Regions from separate parts of the Homo sapiens genome. Here region 1 is linked to region 2. A link is a loop called in an ENCODE intact Hi-C map of the cell type or tissue named here. Cell type or tissue: Calu3. All regions are shown on one strand. Each heading gives the region's core, and the rest is flanking DNA. Links, peaks and the distances in the headings are about the cores only.

What was found. A loop is a pair of places that touch in the nucleus more often than their neighbours do. Peaks named below come from ENCODE experiments on the same cell type or tissue, not always from the same donor. Only the 100,000 strongest peaks of a DNase experiment are listed, where the experiment ranks them.
Region 1: a loop joins it to region 2, with 6 times the contacts of the local background. A loop is called at or near these places in 1 of 110 quality-filtered maps.

Annotation. Positions count from the first base shown.
Region 1 is chr4:141,328,637-141,338,782 of GRCh38, forward strand. It overlaps LINC02432 (long intergenic non-protein coding RNA 2432), which reads right to left and starts at 3,981. Exons shown (of 4, transcript NR_121625.1): 1 at 3,523-3,981. RefSeq lists an enhancer at 2,876-4,075. In Calu3, for the core only: no CTCF peak of the experiment used is centred there; DNase peaks (open chromatin) are centred at 3,985 and 4,265.
Region 2 is chr4:141,848,077-141,858,222 of GRCh38, forward strand. No RefSeq gene overlaps it. Among named protein-coding and RNA genes, the nearest start is that of IL15, 220 kb to the left of the region's middle. In Calu3, for the core only: no CTCF peak of the experiment used is centred there; DNase peaks (open chromatin) are centred at 5,495 and 7,595.

The DNA of each region.
Region 1 (10,146 bases), core at 2,335-6,334, 520 kb before region 2:
AGGAGACACAGTATTTTCTATTGAATGAAGAAAAAATATGTGAACTCCCTACTTTTGTTGACTCACTACAAGTCGATACCAATGATCCTGAATAAATGGTTTGTCAAACAACAGGGCCTTGTTGTCGTTTGCATGGATGGGAACTTCACACAGTGTAAAAAATCAATACTTACCGATTAATTTCTTTGAGAGTGTGGCCTTGCTAGTATTGCCTTTTATATTACTAAGTAGATTTACTTTCTATATTTCCTCCTTCCTCATTGCTTAAGGGAACATTTGCAAGATTCATAGTAATGAGTCGATTCAGACTAGTACAATTCAAAATATGCAATTTGATTCATATTCTTCCAGGTTCTGAACAGCTACTAGTTTAGAAGCATGCTGAAAACTATGCTATAAATGAGCCTTTCCTATTTGATTGGCTTCACACAGTCTCCAAAGGCCGCTCTCCTTGCTATTCGTATATAAGAAGATAGACCTTTGGTTGTGTGGACAGCAGAAGTAAGCAAAAAGAACTCTTGCTCATTCTTGAGGTTCACAAGTTCTAATTATCACAAACAGAACATGAGCTGAGCCTGAGACAGCCTACAAAATCACTGTCTATTACTTCTTCAAATGTGGTGCAATATGAGGCCTCTGCTGAGGGAAATATAACCACACCCTGATTGTATTTTTATCTGCTCATCTCATCAAGCTTTGATTTAGCAACAGATGATTAGGCAACCGTTGTTGGAGGATATTGCAAGCTTATAAAACCCTGAGATTCTTGTTTAACGGAAGGGGATAAAAAAGACATCAGGAAGCATTACAAAAGTTTTCTTTAATGTTTATCTGGCCTGTAAAATAGTGAGTACAAGTAGGAGAATCAGTAAATAGTTATTTAATGACCGATGGCTCTGTGACTAGTATACTGTAGCAAGTCCATAGGAATGAATGCTCATGGAGAAAGGAGGTAAAAAGTGAAAGAGGGAAAATAATTTCAACAAAAGCAAGATCTGTGTTTTAGATGAATTAATATGAAAATTAATGTACATTTCCTTTAACAAAAACATTCATGTTCTTAAACGCTCAAGACTCCTAATTACTTTTATGAATATAAATGGCTAGACCTTTGTTACCCGATTGATTATTAGAATTGATTTCCCTGGATAGTCTGTTTCTTTTCTCATTGATTTAAATGCCCTTTGGAAGTTGAGCTCACAGATTAAAAAAAAAAAAATGTGTCCTTACCAGACGGAAAACAGTATTCTTGGATCCAGGGTCCTTAGCTCTTTGGATCATTTGGTCTCTTGAAACTCTTAAGGATGAAGGTAGGGACAATGCAGGAACATGGAAACTGAAAATTTTGGGTGTTGGGTTTGTCCAGTACTGCATCAACTTCATTTTACAGCTTTCTCTTTACCTTGTTTCATTTTCCCCCCCTCCATGGCTTTCCTAAAATTGTCAGTTTCCTGGAAGACCCAGACACCAGATCTGTATTGCCTAGCTCTTACTGAATGTTTCAAAGAAATGTTTGGCTACTAATCCACAGTATTATTAAACTGCAACCAAAAGCAAGCCTAGAGTCTCCTGGTTTAGGTTTTGAGACTACTGTGAATGTGTAAGCTCAAGACAGGTATGTCCCTGCTTGGAAGTAGACAGGAAAATCTTTGCACTGCTGAATTAAGCTACAAAATCAGCAGTAATTACACACCTGCTTGTTTTTCTCTTACCTCCTGAAATTTCAAAATGTATTGATATTTTAGTGAATATATTATAAAATAAAATACACTTAATGTATTTTACATTGTCTAAAATCTTACAAGGAATGGCTGAGACATGAGTGACAGAATTGTGCTGATGCTGTAGGACTGACACTGGAAGGACAAAAAGAACTAGCATTTGTCTAGCACTTCTCTATTCCAGGCTCCGTGCTAGATGCTTTAAATATAGTATTGGGTTTTACATTTAGAACAACTCTTTTAAGTGTTAACATTATTATGAGGTTGAACCTCATGAAATTGCCATTTTTGTAGGTCGAAAATGTTGCATATTGGAAATTTCAAATGGTTCAACCTAATTTCTTTTTTATGGGGAAAGAGAGAGAGAGAGATATATTAAGTAATTTCACCAAATCACAGTTTCAAACCCAGGTTTTATGACTCTCAAATCCTTTGTACTGGGCTACCTTCCAAAGAGGCTGTTGTTACTTCCCTGTTGATGCTGGAGAAGTCATTCAGTATGTCTGCACTATGATTTTCATACCCCCAAGTGATCTATTAATACCCACCCACCTACTTGATAGGGTTGTAATTAGGATCACAGGAACTTCTATGTAAAGCTGTTTTGGGGAATGTGTCTTAGAAATGTAGTATACTTCTGTTTTTCAGTCCAGGAATGTGCCCAGAATATATAACATCAACTAAAATGGAAAACATCTAGCTTTTCTGGATATAAAATACGTCTTTATAGTTTCTTCCCTAACATCTCTTAAATTTCTTATAATTGGGAAAAATTATGTTTTACTGTAGAGAATGTCTCAGCTTAGGAATATGTTGCTTTTAGCATCTGAAAAGATTAAGACAGTATAAACACTACTCAGTGGATTTTTAGGGGGTGGTTAAGTGTGTTTGTTCAAAGAAAAGAGAAAGCCTTTATTGGAATCTTCAGGAAATTTAAATACTAAATTTATGAAATCCACAACACTTAGTATAGTTTTTCTTACATATAATAAATACTCAACAAATAGTAAATAGAAAGCAAAGGAGCGAGAATGAGAAATTTAAAAAACACTCATACTATAAACTCTAAAAATAAATCCTAATAATGCCTTTTTAGTTCTGATTTTCTGAAGATTATCCTACTAATAGAAGAGTATAATGATATTTAGAAACTATTAAAATGAATAAAGAAATTTGTTTTATTTGAGTGTGTGTAATAGGGTCTGAGCATATATTTCTTTTTTCTCTCTTAAGTGTGCCTAGAGCACATATGCACCGAGAACTCTACTAGATGCTAATGAAACAATGGTGACAAAACAGGCTGTCCCCGATCCAGCTCACAGCGTACTCTGGTACTCTCTGCCTGGTGAGTTGATTTCATGAAAATTTCTTTTGAGTGGTTTCTTTGAGCAGAGCTTAAAGAGGATGAAAGGAGGACAGTTGTCATGAGTAATAGGTGAGGAACATTTACAGGAACAGAAAATTGTCTGAAGACTTTAGGGACATGTCAACACTTAGCTGAGAAAATCATGATGCTTGCATGCCTAACTCCTTCTACCTGGAAATCGGATGTGAGCATGTTAGAGATTTCAGGAAGAGTATGGTGTTTAGGAACAGAGGCACTTGCCACACAGCAAACGTCAGCCAGCAGGAATAAGCACATAGTAGCTTCAGGTGTGATCACCAGCCATAGATTCTCTGTTCCCCACCCCACTAATACTGGGACTTTTTACACACCTATATTTGCCCATATTTTCAGCAGAATATCCTGTAGTATACGTAATAACTGGTAAGTTTAGCACAGGTGGTAAGTGATATTTACCTGTTAATCACCGAAATTTTTTAAGGAGGCTTCTCCTGGCATGAAAGAGTTGGTATTGTGTCCCGAATTGGTTGGTTCTTGGTCTCACTGACTTCAAAAATGAAGCCGCGGACCCTCGCGGTGAGTGTTAACAGCTCTTAAGGTGGCACGTCTGGAGTTTGTTCCTTCTGATGTTCGGATGTGTTCAGAGTTTCTTCCTTCTGGTGGGTTCGTGGCCTCGCTGGCTCAGGAGTGAAGCTGCAGACCTTCTCGGTGAGTGTTACAGCTCTTAAGGCAGCGCGTCTGGAGTTGTTCGTTCCTCCCTGGGGCTCGTGGTCTTGCTGGCTTCAGGAGTCAAGTTGCAAACCTTCAGGGTGAGTGTTACAGCTCATAAAAGCAGTGTGGACCCGAAGAGTAAGCAGTAGAAAGAGCGAAACAACAGAGCCTCCACAGCATGGAAGGACACCGGAGCGGGTTGCCACTGCTGTCTCAGGCAGCCTGCTTTTATTTTCTTATCTGGCCCCCACCCACATCCTGCTGATTGGTAGAGCCTAGTGGTCTGTTTTGACAGGGCGCTGATTGGTGCGTTTATAATCCCTGAGCTAGACACAAAGGTTCTCCACGTCCCCACCAGAGTAGCTAGATACAGAGTGTCCATTGGTGCATTCACAAACCCTGAGCTAGACACAGGGTGCTGATTGATGTGTTTACAAACCTTGAGCTAGATACTGAGTGCCGATTGGTGTATTTACAATCCCCGGGCTAGACATAAAGGTTCTCCACGTCCCCACCAGACTCAGGAGCCCAGTTGGCTTCACCCAGTGGATCCCGCAGCGGGGCTGCAGATGGAGCTGCCTGCCAGTCCCGCGCCGTGCGCCCGCACTCCTCAGCCCTTGGGTGGTTGATGGGACTGGGCGCCGTGGAGCAGGGGATGGCGCTCCTCGAGGAGGCTCGGGCCGCACAGGAGCCCACTGAGGGAGTGGGAGGCTCAGGCATGGCGGGCTGCAGGTCCCGAGCCCTGCCCCACGGGAAGGCAGCTGAGGCCCGGCGAGAAATCGAGCGCAGCGCCGGTGGGCTGGCACTGCTGGGGGACCCAGTACACCCTCCACAGCCGCTGGCCCGGGTGCTAAGCCCCTCATTGCCCGGGTCCGGCAGGGCCGGCCGGCTGCTCCGAGTGCAGGGCCGGCCGGCTGCTCCGAGTGCAGGGCCGGCCGGCTGCTCCGAGTGCAGGGCCGGCCGGCTGCTCCGAGTGCAGGGCCGGCCGGCTGCTCCGAGTGCAGGGCCGGCCGGCTGCTCCGAGTGCAGGGCCGGCCGGCTGCTCCGAGTGCAGGGCCGGCCGGCTGCTCCGAGTGCAGGGCCCGCCAAGCCCACGCCCACCCGGAACTCCAGCTGGCCCGCAAGCGCCGGGCGCAGCCCCGGTTCCCGCTCGCGCCTCTCCCTCCACACCTCCCTGCAAGCTGAGGGAGCCGGCTCTGGCCTTGGCCAGCTCAGAAAGGGGCTCCCACAGTGCAGCGGTGGGCTGAAGGGGGCTCCTCAAGTGCCGCCAAAGTGGGAGCCCAGACAGAGGAGGCGCCCAGAGCGAGCGAGGGCTGTGAGGACTGCCTGCACGCTGTCACCTCTCAGTATCTTTATAAAAGGTGAGCAATTTTCTGCTCAGTGTATGAACTTCTACTCATTAAGACAACAGCACAGTTGAATACTATATTAATAACGATGAATACAGAAGTGATTATTAGCAAGTTCTATATATCTAATTAGAAGGCTTTGGGCTATAACAAACTCTGGGAATACAAGCTCGAGTACATTACCCAATATTTGAGAGATGTCTCAGAACACATGAATGTGAGGATCTTGTGAAATTGACTGGACATTACATTATGTTGTGCAGTTAGAACCAGATAATCTATCAAGGTGAAAACCAGTGTCTGGGACATAGGCCAGTGTCTGGGACTTGGTCCAGGATATTCCTAGGCAATGGCAGGCAGCAAGTCAATGTTTTTCATATGCTATGTGTACATGCTCTGAATGGATTCAAGTCCTGATTTTGCCATTTTTAAAGATACCCACTAACAAAAGCTGGGTGAGACTCAGTATTTAAGTGAGACCTGAAGTCATGGTTATAGGGCTATAAAAGGCTGTACAGATCAGTAACAGTTTTTATTTATGTGCACATGTGTGCCTGCATACAAAACAAGGAATAACATAACATTGCATCATTTAAATGAAAAAATTAACTATCATACCCATGAAATATTTACCTCAGATGTAACTTCATGAGGGTTCACATCCTTCAAAACAGCATTTGAAACAATTTATAATTGAGTTTTACAAAGTATGAGACTAGATTCATTTAGCCTGATTTCTCTAGGTAGATATTGGTAGTAAAGCATTGCACAAAAGTGACTACTTCAGTGGAGGATATCCCACAGAAGGAAGGATTTTAATAGGAACTCACTGGGTGTGGGAAGCCAGTGACAGAAGTTAGTGGAAGCAGCGTGGATTTTGGGGGTGCTGGTTTGCTTATAGGACACTCTCAACGTCACACTTTTTCCCCTCCACATGGTTCTATTCATATCTTTCACAACAAAAGTCTTCATACAGCAATCCAGAAGGCAGAATGAAACATTTTTGCCCTCCAAACTTGAGCTTGTTCAGATTCTGTTTCTGCCCTCTTTTGGGGTGTAACTTGGACCAGTATGAATGGGTGGGGTTGGTAAGTGTATGTAACTGTAGAGATACCAGCTTAGGGTTGCCCATTTTAGCAAATAAAAATACAGGACACTCATTCCAATTTGAATGTTGGAAAAACTGTGAATACTTTCTTTAGCATAATTATGTCCCAAATATTGCATGAGACATATTCATACTAAAATATATTTCTTGTTCATATGCATTTCAAGTTTAACTGGGCCTTCTGTACTTTATCTGGCAACCCTTACTTAGTTAGAACTTTGGTGAAGGAAGCCACCATTCAAAGGTTGACAGAGTTTTGTTGATGATGTTTTGCACAGTGATGTTTGATTGGCCCTCTTTAGATAGTCCATATAGCCATGGGAAATCAGAATTTGATAAACTGATAATCTTTTGTAATACAGTTTGGCCCCAATATTCCTTGGAATCTGGGGAAATTTGGCCTCTCCATGGGTCATGCTGTTGAATGAGAAAGCAGGATAGAGTTCTGTCTATCCAGGCTTTTAGGCTGCTGTTCTAAGTAGGATCAGGCTGGTTAATATGTGATGTTGTTCTGTGTTGCTGTTTGACCCCTGTGTTCTTTGGAGTCTGTGAAGGTTTGCCCTTTAAAAATCAAACTACCACGGAAACTGCTTTACCCAAAATTTTAGTTTACAGCATTTGTTGGATTACTTATTGGGGTAAACAAAGTTTAGCCATGTGTACATGTTTGTAAACTGTTGAGTTTGTATTGCTATCTCATGGCTAGTGTTCTGAAATAAAAGCTATTAGATTATTATGTGTGTATATGCATTAGATATGTTTATGTATATGCATATTTATTATGTTATATATCATATCTACCAAATTGACTTATAAATAAAACAGCACTCATAAATTAAGTAAATAAGCTCAAAAAAGTTTTCAAGTTCATGTGACTTAAGCAAATTTTTAACAAACAAGCTATCTTTAAAATTATTGGTAAGATAAAAATAGAAGTGTCTTCAGATATGTTAGAATACACTTTTGTCTGTGTTTTATATTTGTCTGTGCTGGATATTTTGAGGTGTCATGGTTTGGCACAGAAGGTTATGAAACTATAAACTCAGCCAAAACAAAATGATCGTTGTGTGCCTTGACAAATGAGACTAATTTGATGTTGTTAGTTTAATAAAAACAGCTGAATCTTCTGAATTATTAACAAAAATACCTATGTATTTAACTGTAAGTTTCTTAAGTTAGGTGAGCACCTTATAGTGACAGGCTGTAAAAAATGGTTGACAAGGAAATAATTTGAAATAATGACTAGCTTTAATATCTCAGTTTTCAGAAGTAATAAAACTGTTAAAAATGAAAGAATTGAGTATATGCAAATGGGATAAATGTTGTAGGTGAACTTTTTGTGTAACATAAAATCTTAAAATTGTTTTTGATGTTCATTGGATGTCTGAGTTATTTACTATTAAGAAAGGGCTATGATATAGGGAAATATGTTTCTAAAAATTGTGGAATGGTCTCATCTATAAAATGCTAATATTTGACAGTTCAGGATTTCTGGTTTCCATTTTCACTAAAATTTAAGGTGACTAAGAGTAAGAATTGTAGTTAATGTACAATTCTGTACATAAAATGTGCCAAAGAGGATGTGTCCTTCCTGAGAAAAAGAATAATTCTGTCTAATTCAGAAGTTATCTAAAGGTTAATTCAAGTTATAGACTCGAAAAGGTTATGTATGCAACAAGGTAGAAAGGAACAGTAAATAGGGGAGAGAGATGTGAAGAAAGTTATAGGTATGTACATGTATTTTTGGTAAAAAAAAAAAGTTATAAATAAAAGAGAATAAGAGAATAATTTTGTATGAGAAAGGATCTTGTATGGTAAATTTTTATCCTGAAGTAAAATGACTTTTTTTTGTTTTTTTTTTTAGAAAAGTTAGGATGAAACAAATAAATCCAAGTAGTTCATATATGGTCTGTGTAAGTCATATGTAGTTTTTCCCCGTTTCTCTGTGTGTCTATCTTCACACATATACAGAGAAAATAGAAAGTTGACAAAATTTAGATAGTAAAATATTCTTTAAAACCTAATAAAACAATTAGAGAAGTTTAGCTAATTAACACTGCTCATAAAGTTCTTATTCTTAATGAAAGTAAATTAAGAAATATTGTAAAGAAATACACTGGCAGTTTGGCAATTCTTTAACATAGTTAAGCATGAAGCCAGATTTAACATGGAGCCAAATTTTATATCATATTTGCATAGTATGATACAGATAGTATTAGGATAGTTTTGCTATAGATAGTATATGCATAGTGCTGCATAGATAGTATTAGCACAAAACCACTTACTAGTCATGCGCCTAAAGTGAGTTTCTTAATGGCATAAAATGTATAGTGGTATTCATGGACATTAATTTTTATACCAGGAGTGAGATATCCATTATGTTTCTTTTAGGTTCTAGGTAACACTGTATCCTCCAAGGTAAACTGAATAGGAGAAGAATTTGATGTTGTTTTACTGTTTGTTTTTGCTTTTAATTTTCATTTATTTACTGTTTGTTCTTATTTAGGTTTCACTTATTTATACATATATATGTATGTATACATTGATTTTTTTTTCTAGTTTCTAATGGAAAGCTTGTATTTGGTTCTGTGAAAAGTCATTTTGTTTCCTATGCATTTACAACGGTCTGTCATTTGCTCTATTTGTCTAAAGTTTCTAAGCTACCTTTGTCAAGCCTCCAAAAATTAATAGAGCATATCAACCATTTTAAACTGGATTTGTTTTGCTTACCTCTGATGATCTTGAGAGCTACAAGAGCTTTAAGGTTACTGGCAAAACACAAAATTAAATTAAAGACTTATTTTTGTAAGTTCTGAACAGAAATAGTACATTGTTAATTTTGTTATTTGGAAAAGTAGGTGAGAGTATATATGTTTAAATATAGTGTTTATTTCCAAGGTAATTCAAGTCAATCAATAATTTGAGTTAGTTTCAGATCTTTTTCTTTAGGTAATGAAGAAAAACTGTGATATGGTTACAAAGTTTTAATGGTCAGAAAAGACTGGCCTTATCCTTAGAGAAATCAGGATTTCTCTCAAATTAGTTTTATTTACCATTATTAAAATTAAGTGACATTCACTAAATTTAAGTAGTAATTTTAGAAAGCAAGACTTTCCAGTGATTTTTGATCCTAAGCCTTTTATCACTGTTAGGCCTTCGTGTATGTACTTGAAAATAAAATAGGTACAAGGTTGCACTGGTTTGAAGATTCTAGTGATAAAAGTTACCTAATCAGTTGTCAGTACTGTATCTAGAAATCCATGTTGGAAATTTGTGATGATGCACTTGTAATTCACTGAAATTATTGTGTGCTTGTTCTTACTTTATCCCTGTTTTGTTGTATAATACTTAAATGAAAGGAGACTATTTATCTTCATACTGAATTTCCAGAACTGATATTTGTATTTACCATTTTTTAAATAATGTAATTGTCTTACTATGATCAGTTTGGCATAGGACCTCTCACATTTTTTATGCTTTTGGTCACAGTTCTGTCACTAAATGCTAGCAATTAGACATGTGAAAGGAGTAACCTGATGACTTTAATACAATGGTTTGAAGTGCTGACTAGACAGCAAATCAGTGTTTTAATTTGTGACATGTTAGAGAAAATGATAGGACTTTCTGAAGTATAAATTTCCTATTAACTAATTGTTGTGCTGTTAAGTGACAGGGCTTTTACTCCTGGGTCTGGAAAAGGTACTGACTCCTGTAAATTTTGAGCATTGATACCAGTCAAAGCCTCGTCTTCAGACCTAGGAGAAGGCGACAATCAAAATGAACTGCTTTCATGAGACACAGGCCAGAAATTAAAACTATTCAATCCCTCTAGGCCCAGGGAATATCACAAAAGAGGTGGGCAAGTGAGATTATAAGGGCCGGTTCTGAGTGATAGAGTTAGTTCAGAGTTTT
Region 2 (10,146 bases), core at 3,724-7,723:
CATCTGTTGGTGATTAATTTATTACATTAAGCAACATTGTAAGATTCAATGGGAGTAAAATTCTCTGTTGGGTTATAATAGATAGTGATATCATAAAGATTTGATCCATGTTTCCTCTAAAGGTAAAACATATTATGAACTGTGAGAGCATTGCCTAAATCCTGGAGCCTTCCAATTCTTTCTATAATGGGGATGTAAGTAAGAATTAAAAAATCTCCAGACCCCAAGCCGTCTTGTGCAAAAGAGAAGATAATTGCAGCATCCTTTTCCAAGTGAATATCTGCTCCTAACATGCCTCAGCCAGATTCCCATGGAAAGGCAAAAGGTCTGAGGCATCTGCTGAAGGACAGCCTCTACAGATCATTCATAAGTAAATTCTTCGCTGGCCTCTCATAAATGAGGATATGCCAATTGTAACTTTAAGTCTACAATCTAAGTCTAGCTCCTATTATAAAACTAGAGTCTCTTCAATTCCACACTGTTAATATCTATTATAATCTTATCATCCCAGGTGCAGAATGAAGACAAAGACTGCATAATTGAGTCTTCTTTTATTCACTTTTTCTCTTTAAATATTTACCTTATTTTATGTAAAATGTAGGTTTACTAGGCATTAAGTAAATCTTGTAACCATTTGCCTTACAGCCTACCTTCTCCTCTTCCTAGGTGCCTTCTCCCTGTGCCCTTTAAGGAAATGTATAAATACTAAACCTCCTGAAAACCTCTCTGGAAAATCAGCCACTTATGTGTCTGTGGCTGTTTTTCCCAGATGCACCCTAAAGCTGGCTTAATAAACCTCAATTGAGACTTATGCCTCAGTCACTCATTTTGATTGTTTGGGATACTCACTGAAATGTATTTGTATTAGTATATTTCCCCATACAAAACTAATTTAGAAAAAGTTCCGTGTCTCTTGATTTCACAGCTCTTCCTATGCAGCTCTTACAATAGGGTAGAACTAATTAAGAAATACCAAGTACATCCAATAAGAACTAATTAAGAAATATCAAGTATATCAAACAACCTAATTATTACTAGTATTTCTCCCTTAATAAGGTGAAAGAAGGACCTCTATAGTTATCCAGAGACTTTTGGAATACCCCAAACATTATTTATGTATAAAAGATATCTTGATATTAATCTCTTTGAATGTACAATCTCTTTTTAAGGAGGACTAAATCAAAAGAATTATCAGAGGAGATTAGACACTTGATTAAGAGAGAAACATGGGTGACTAAGAAAAATAAATGGGTGTAGCCTGGCTACCTATTAATCATAATGTCAAAAGAATATTTTAAAATAGATATAGCAAAAGGTAACCTAATTCTAAGAGACCTTAGCTCTTTCAGAAATAACTTTTTAAAAAATGATGAAGGGTAGATAATCAAAGCAAGGAAAATGCACAAAAAAAAGTTATTCTGATGAGGTGCAACATTTCTGTTGTATGGAAAATTACACAAAAGTTAAAAATTAACCTTTTATCATTTCTTGTTCAGAGGAACTGAGTACTACAAGGCCTTGGTAGTAAAGAATTCACAATTTTTTTTTCCTTGATAAGAAAACTCATCAAAAGTGTACCAACACATTCCATTGCTTCTTTTCAGACTCATACTTTTTGGGGATATAACCCCAGACCAAAAAAAAGTTTATTTTCCTAAAACCTTACACAACGTTCTATATCTACTTATCTTGACACATTATTTTAGAATAAAACTATTATCTTTTTCCTTTAAAAAAACAAGAACACATTTCATTACCTTGAATACAATGGTTATATTTATTTGCCATAATTTTTCCATTTAGAGTCATGCTCATCTATGGCAATTAAAACTTTCAACCAAAGTACAAAGTTCTACTTCACAACAAAAAGTGGGAGGCAGGATTGAGAACTCTCTGTCTTACACAAGTATTTTGGCAGACCAGAGAAACTCATGAGTACACATTACACAACCTCTAAAATCACACGTTCCTTTGACACTCTTAAAGTGGCAAAAATAAAAATGTTCTTGAACATATCTCAAAGGTATAGTCACTCTGTAACATTTTAAATAAAAACTATGCTTGGTAACCAAATTTTCAGTATTCTGTGTTGCTTAGAAATTATCCATGCCTCCAAAGATTATGTATTAATTATGGTATTAATCAAGATTTTAAATTTAACTCAGAATCCTGGTTGGTTTAGATTGACAAATGGAAAAATAACACAATCACTATTGATATCTAAAAGTTTGCTGGAATTATAATTTGGTTAACTGAATACATAATTTGATGTGTTTTATAATCTTAATGTTTATATGGAAGAGTATTCATTAATCTGAACAATAAACCAATATAGAATTTTAGGACATTCATATTAACAGTCTTTTTGTGAGAAAACAAACCCAAATCTTATAAAAAAAGGTTTATTCTATACTTTACACTGAAAAAAGTCAGGAAAAAGATATATAACTGTTTTTAAAACTCATTGAGCCAATCTCATTTTTTCCGTGGATGCATTTTGAACATATGAATGTGAATTGCTACATAAATAAATTACTGAGCTATTGCTGAGAGAAGTTTTTCTTTCTTAACCCTAAAAGCTTAGATAGTTTCTCTAGAGTGGAATTCCTCACTGAACCACAGAACAGAGAAAATAATTTGAGTGACTATTTTTTCAATTCTCCCAAGGATAGTACATACCTAATAGTAATGTAGATGCATCAGAGAAAAGTTAATTATATACAAAGGATGCCTTAGGAAATTAGGGCTTTATTCTCTGGTGGAGGGGGAGAAACCAATAATAGTATATACCAAGCAATAGAAATTTTTTCCTGGGAACTCTTTGTTTTCTTGTGTTATGTACACTGTATGTTTGGTAATATCCTTTTCATGGCCGGAACCAGCACACTGACACTCAGATAGATGAAAGGCAGGACTCTTTGTTACTTACACTTCCCAACAAGAGAAGCCTGCTGATAGAGACAAGAGGCAGCCAAGGGTACCCAGCAAAACCCCGCCTTCAAGCCTGAAACAGCCTGAAGGCTGAAAACCCAGACTGCTGGTCTCAGATGAAGCCTGCCCTTTCCCAACTGATTCTCTCTGAACATTGCCCACCTGTGCACTGGGAGGACGGAGTGGAGCCTCGGGAAGTTCAAGCCATTTGCAGCAGGGAGGAGACTGGTGTTTTCATTTCCTGGGTGGGAACCTGGGATTCAATCAGTGAGGTGGGAAACCTGCTAGCAGGATTCTCTCTCACTTTGCTGAGAGTTATTTTTCCTTTTTCCTTTTCTCCAAATAAATTCTGCTCCTCACCCTTCTATGTGTCCGCAAGCCTAATATTTCCTGGTCACATGACAAGAACCCAGTTTTAGCTGAACTAAGGAGAAAGGTCTGCAACACTGCCAGGCATGGCCACACGAGGTGGTGCCCTGTGACAGGTGGCAACAAGCTGTGGCTGTAAGGGGCAGCTCAGGTCTTGCAGTTCTGGTGGGATTAGCTGGGTTTCACAGGCTCCCTGGATAGGATAATTTGAATGATTTTGGTGGGTTCTGGGGCTTAAGGTGTGTCCCTAGTTGTCTGGTACCTGGCCTCAGGGAAATTAGGGAGGATGTATGATGGCCTAATGTGGAAAGTGGTTAAGCAACTTACTCAACTGCTTAAGATGGAGAACAGACTGGCCTCTAGCCAGAGCCTTAAAACTGAGTCATGACAGCATTTAAAAATATATATATTATACTTTTATTAGTCTCTATAAGCTACTTAGAAACAGAGATCTTTCATTTAATAGAATTTATAATTCTGCTTATTCACATACTTTGAAAATAGGAAAATATTTTAAGCTCAGACAATAAGAAGCAAAAGTTTTGCTTAATTATTGGCACATAGACACACAGACTGTGTTTAGTCAGTTTGGACTGCCATCACAAAATACTCTAGATGGGGTGGCTTACATACGTAAACAATAAAAGTTCATTTTCTCACAATCCTGGAGGCTGGAAGTCTGATATTAGGGTGCCAGAATGGTAGGCTTCTATTAAGGGCCTGCTTTCTGGCTTACAGATGGCCAGCCACCTCCTCACTGTTTTCTCACATGGTGGAGAGAAAGTAAGCTCTCTGGTGTGTCCTCTCATAAGGGCACTGATCTCATCAAGAGGGTCCTACCCTCATGACCTCATCTAAACCTAATTACCTCCCAAAGACCCCATCTCCAAATACCATTACATTGAGGGATAGGAATTCAACATATGAATTTGGTGGGCGACAAACTTCAGTCCATGGCAGACAGCATGCAGCTTCAGACAAGCAACTTCAGCTATGGACCAAAAGTAAATGCAGTCAAATGCTTTGTTGCTAAATCCAATAGTCAATTCTTTTTTTTTTTTTTTTTTTTTTTTTTTGAGACGGAGTCTTGCTCTGTCTCCTAGGCTGGAGTGTAGTGGCGCAGTCTCGGCTCACTGCAAGCTCCACTTCCCAGGTTCATGCCATTCTCCTGCCTCAGCTTCCTGAGTAGCTGGGACTATAGGCGCCTGCCACCACGCCCGGCTAATTTTTTTTTTTTTTTTTTTTTTTTTTTTTTTTTTGTATTTTTAGTAGAGAAGGGGTTTCACTGTGTTCTCCAGGATGGTCTCGATCTCCTGACCTCGTGATCTGCCCGCCTCGGTCTCCCAAAGTGCTGGGATTACAGGCGTGAGCCACCACACCCAGCCTAGTCAATTCTTAATCCTCATCTCAATCTACTACGAGCCTTTGGCCCAGGTTTGTCTTTTTCAACATACTTTAATACTTTTTTTTTCTTCACCTGAGACAGAATTTTTCCTCTCAGCTTACCTGAAGGAAAGTCCGAAGTGCAGATGAAAACATCTGTAAAGCAATAATAATAATAATAATAAAGTAAATGCAGGACAAACAATCTCACTGGTTAAGATCCCAAAGTACAGATCTCAAAAAACATATCTGGTAACCATCACATACTTTCTTTTTCTTTTTTTTTTTTTTTGAGATAGAGACTCACTCTATCACCCAGGCTGGAGTGCAGTGGCACGATCTCAGCTCACTGCAACCTCCACCCCCTGGGTTCAAGCTATTCTTCTGCTTCAGCCTCCTGAATAGCTGGGATTACAGGCACCTGCCACCGTGCCCGGCTAATTTTTGTATTTTTAGTAGAGACTGGGTTTCACCATCTTGGTCAGGCTGGTCTTAAACTCCTGACCTCGTGATCCACCCACCTCAGCCTCCCAAAGTGCTGGGATTATGGCGTGAGTCCAAATGTACATAATAGTAAACATGCTATGCGAGAAAATGTTAACGCAGCAAGCTTGATGTTTCCTAATTCTCACATTTCTGTAGAAGGGCTTGCTTGTGCGGCTGACCTTGACTGGCATCTAAAAATTTGGCTTTTGAAATGTTTCCCACATGACTAATTTATAAAGCTGTTTTGCATGCCTGGGGGCACTGAACTCTAATGTACCAGCCTGTCTACAGTGTTTGTGCAAACAATGTGATTTATGATGAACACCTGCTTTCCTTCTGGGAGTCTGGGCTTTTGGTAATCGCGGCTGGTAGCACAGGTAGAGAGTACCTGCATGACCAACCTCCAATAAAAACTTTCCGCTCTGTCTAAAGCAGGCTTTCCCAGACAGAAACACTTTGTGCATGTTACCACAGTTCATTGCTGGAGGAAGGGGCGTGTATTGCACACCCTCCTGAGGGAGAACTTTGGAAGTTGTGCCTAGATCTCTCCAGATCCCTCCTGATGAGGCTTTTTGTCCTTGCTAATTCTGCTTTATGTCTTAGCTGTAGTAAACTATAGCCATGAGTACAATTAAGGTGCCTGGAGTCCTGTGAGACCTTCTAATGAATCACTGAACATGTATATGAATGACCAGAGGACACTGGAAACATGTACAAACAAAATAACTACAAACCAGATTTCCTATAGTCTCACATTCTTAGATAATAAATGCTCAATGTCCCTAATAGATAACTATGTATTGGCTTTGTGCAAACCAAAACCAGAACCAAAGTTGAACATGAACCAGAAACAAAACAAAAAATCAGAGTAAGGGGAAAAATAAGTTAGCAAAGGTAAATTCTATTGCCACTTTTGATTCATTCAAAAAGAGCAAACCAAAATACAGATGAAGTTGCTGCAAGGAGTACTTGAAGAACAGAGATTTGAATAAGCAATCGAGAAATAAAGTGTGAAATAAGTTTTCTAGGTGAGAAAAAAACTGGTTAATATCTTATAGGGCAATAAAACCATAACTTACGGACTTATCTTTTTAACTGCCAGAAATCATTTGTATCTCTTTCTGAAAAAAATTAACATGTAACTTCACAGAATCTGAGATTTAATCAGTGTTACTTAGAAACTCAAACAAAGATATATCATAGAGAATTCTTAGGTGGATCTGTTAGGCAATGGCCCAGAATAACATTAAGAAGACACACAGTCATCCTTTTGCTCTATTTTGAAGTTTTGGATAATTTTTCTTAACAATGTGATAACGAATATACAATAATAAACAATTTCATATTCATAGTATACTGAACAGTATATATGGAAATAATTAAAAAAGAAATTTGTATCAGAAAGTTTATTTATACAACCATAATTCTAACCTTGATAACTTATGACAAAAGATCATTTGGTTAATTGTCATAAATAAATTATATTACCAAATTGTGCTATAAATCATATTATTAAAACATACTATACTAACACTGGAACAAAATAATGAGTAATATATTTTTCAGGGGGACATATCACACTGTATTCTTTGTTATCAAAGTCAATGGAAGATTTAAGTGCTACTTTGAGGTAATGAAGTATAATGGAAAAGGATTCTTCCATAGGATAAGAATTATAATTGCATAAAACCTAACTTTCTGTGAAATAATGTTGTAATGAACTGAATGTGTGTGTGTCCTCAAAATTTATATGCTGAAATCTAATTCTCATGGTGGGTTGTTGCGGGAAGTCAGGGACCCTGAATGGAGAGACTGGCTGAAGCCACCACAGAAGAACATAAATTGTGAAGATTTCATGGACATTTATCAGTTCCCAATATTAATACTTTTATAATTTCTTATGCCTTTCTTTACTGCAATCTCTGAACATAAATTGTGAAGATTTCATGGACATTTATCACTTCCCCAATCAATACTCTTATAATTTCTTATGCCTGTCTTTACTTTAATCTCTTAATCCCATCATCTTCATAAGCTGAGTATGTATGTCACCTCAGGACGCTGTGATGATTGCATTAACTGTACAAATCGTTTGTAAAACATGTGTATTTAACAACATGAAATCAGTGCACTCTGAAAAAGAACAGAATAATGCGATTTTCAGGAAACAAAGGAGATAACCATAAGGTCTGACTGCTGTGGGATTGGGCAGAATAGAGCCATATTTTTCTTCTCGTAGAAAACCTATAGACAGATGTGCGAGTAGGAGAAATATCGCTGAATTCTTTTCCTAGCAAGGAATATTAATAATTGATAGACCTGGGGAAGGAATGCATTCCTGGGGGGAGGTCTATGAATGGCTGCTCTGGGAGTGTCTGTCTTATGTGGTTGAGATAAGGACTGAAATACACCCTGGTCTCCTGCAGTGCCTTCAGGCTTGCTAGGATTGGGAAATTCCAACCTGGTGAATTCTAGTCAGACTGGTTGTCTGCTCTCGAACCCTGTTTCCTGTTAAGATGTTTATCAAGACAATGCATGCACAGCAGGACATGGACCCTCATCAGTAATTCTAATTTTGCCCTTGCCTTGTGATCTTTTATTGCCCTTTGAAGCATGTGATCCTTGTGACATACTCCCTGTTCGTACATCCCTTCCCCTTCTAAAATCCCTAATAAAAACTTACTGGTTTTGTGGCTCAGGGTCGCCATCATTGTCCTACCAATATGTGATGGCATCCCCAGAGGCCCAGCTATAAAATTTCTCTCTTTGTACACTTTCTCTTTATTTCTCAGACTGACCGACACTTAGGGAAAATAGAAAGAACGTATGCTGAAATATTGGGGGCTGGTTCCCCCGATAGTGGGTCCTTTGGGAAGTAATTAGGCTATAAGAATGGAAGGGATTACAGCCCTTATAAAAAGAACTCAGAGAGCTAGCTTGTCCTCTTCCCATCATGTGAGGATGCAATGAGAAGTTAGCAGTCTGCAACCCAGAAGCCCTCACCAAAGCCCTACCATCAGAGTGCCCTAACCTGGCACTCTGATCTCCTACTTCTAGCCTCTTGAACTCTGAAAAATAAATTTCTGTTGTTTATGAGCCACCCAATCTATAGTACTTTGTTAAAGCAGCCCAAACTGACCAAGACAAATGGAGGCAGTTACTACATAGTATTCACAATTGACATGTAATCTGCAACACCTATATCACGTTGCCATAGGATTTCTCAATAATAAAAACAGCTTTCAGTTAATGCATATAGAATAAGATCAAGTTGGATGTCAGAGAAGGAAGGAGGAGAGGTTAATCTATTGCCTTGTTTTGAACAACAACAACAAAAAAAAGCAGGGGAGGGATGTAATAATATATTGTAGGAAAACACTTTATAAAATGAGTAGCTTATCTAGCATTTAGACATTGGCTATTTCATTAAATCTCTAGGAACTGAATTGAAGTTTAATAAACTAATGAGAGGACCTTTGATTTTCCTTGCACCAGAAAACAGAGAATGATGCCTGTGAAATGAAAGGTTTATCATATGTGAGATAGCTTCATCCTGCAAGGAAATTGATATTATGCTTGTTACTTTCTACATGTATTCAAGGACTAGTATCACCATCCACATTTCACAGGTGATCACTGAATATTTTTCAGGAATTTCTTACATTGCTAATGATTAGAAGTTGCTTTTCTCATCATTCCAGTGTATAATCAGGCCAGCATATTTCAGAGAGAAGCGCAATCACAAATCCAGGTTCTGATTAATAGAAAGCTAACAGGTAAGAAATATTTAGCAGAAATTCAAAAATCAAGGGAATAGTAGAAAACTAAAACTGAGACAAATACTGTCATTGTTTGTTTTTAAGATGCCACTGCATATAAATACATGTATCTCTTGATTTTCACACTCCATTTGGAAACCTGCACCCCCTTCTCTCTCCCCAGGGCAATGCAGAGAGGTGCAGTGGACTCAGCTAGGCTGGGAGAGTCAGACACAGCATGGCCTGAGAGGCCCCTCAGCCACTGGAGCCCTATCTTTGCCCCAACCTGCCTGTCTCTGTGCCAGGCTGGATAAGGCACAGGAGAACTTAATTGAGAATAAGCTTCACTCTGTGCTGGGGCTGGTGGGGGTGTTGAAGGAAGAGGAAAAGCTTGAATCTTTAAAAATAGTTGGCCATTTGCAATTACAATTCTTTTCACTCTTAAATATTCAATAGGGAAAAGGACAGGCATGACCTTTGAAAGGGGCTGGTAGTTTTCTGGAAGCTGCTATGGCTGGTTAATAGAAATGAGATACGGTCCAAGTTGCAAAGATGCTAAAATATTTTATAAAGAAAAGGAGATATAACTTGAAAACTGTCACTTTCTTTAGACTTTAGGGGACTGCTGCTTTTCACCCTTCCCATATAACAGAATGCAATGCAGAGAACACAACTTCTTCTTCCCATAGTCCTTTTCATCTGGGTCCTTCTTCTGGCTTCCCTGGTGATCAGCACTGAATGTCAGAGCTGCGACTCTAGCAGTTGTCCTTTGTCAGCAAAGCTTTACCCCATCGGGGGAGTAACTCAGACCTTTAATTTCCTCAAACATCACTCACGGCTCAAGTATTTAAGAAAACCTCATTGAAGACTCAATGGTAACAACCAAACAACAACAACAACAAAACAGGAGAGCTCATTACATGAGAAACTTAAAACTTGATATAAACTCTGATATTTCCCTGATTTTACCCCAACACCTGTTCTTAGAGGGTGATATTATGTAGATCTCTTTTCTCAATCTGAAGTTGCTGGTGTGGTCTATGTCCTACTCATCCTTACTAAAAAGCAGAAAAAAGAAAGAAGAAGAAAGGAAGGAAGGGAAGGGAAGGGAAGGGAAGGAAAGAGAAGGGAAGGGAAGGGAGGCATGCAGGCAGGCAGGCCTCTTTTTTAACAGCTTTTAGTCCACAGCCCCAAATACCTTTATCTGAACCCAGGCCAA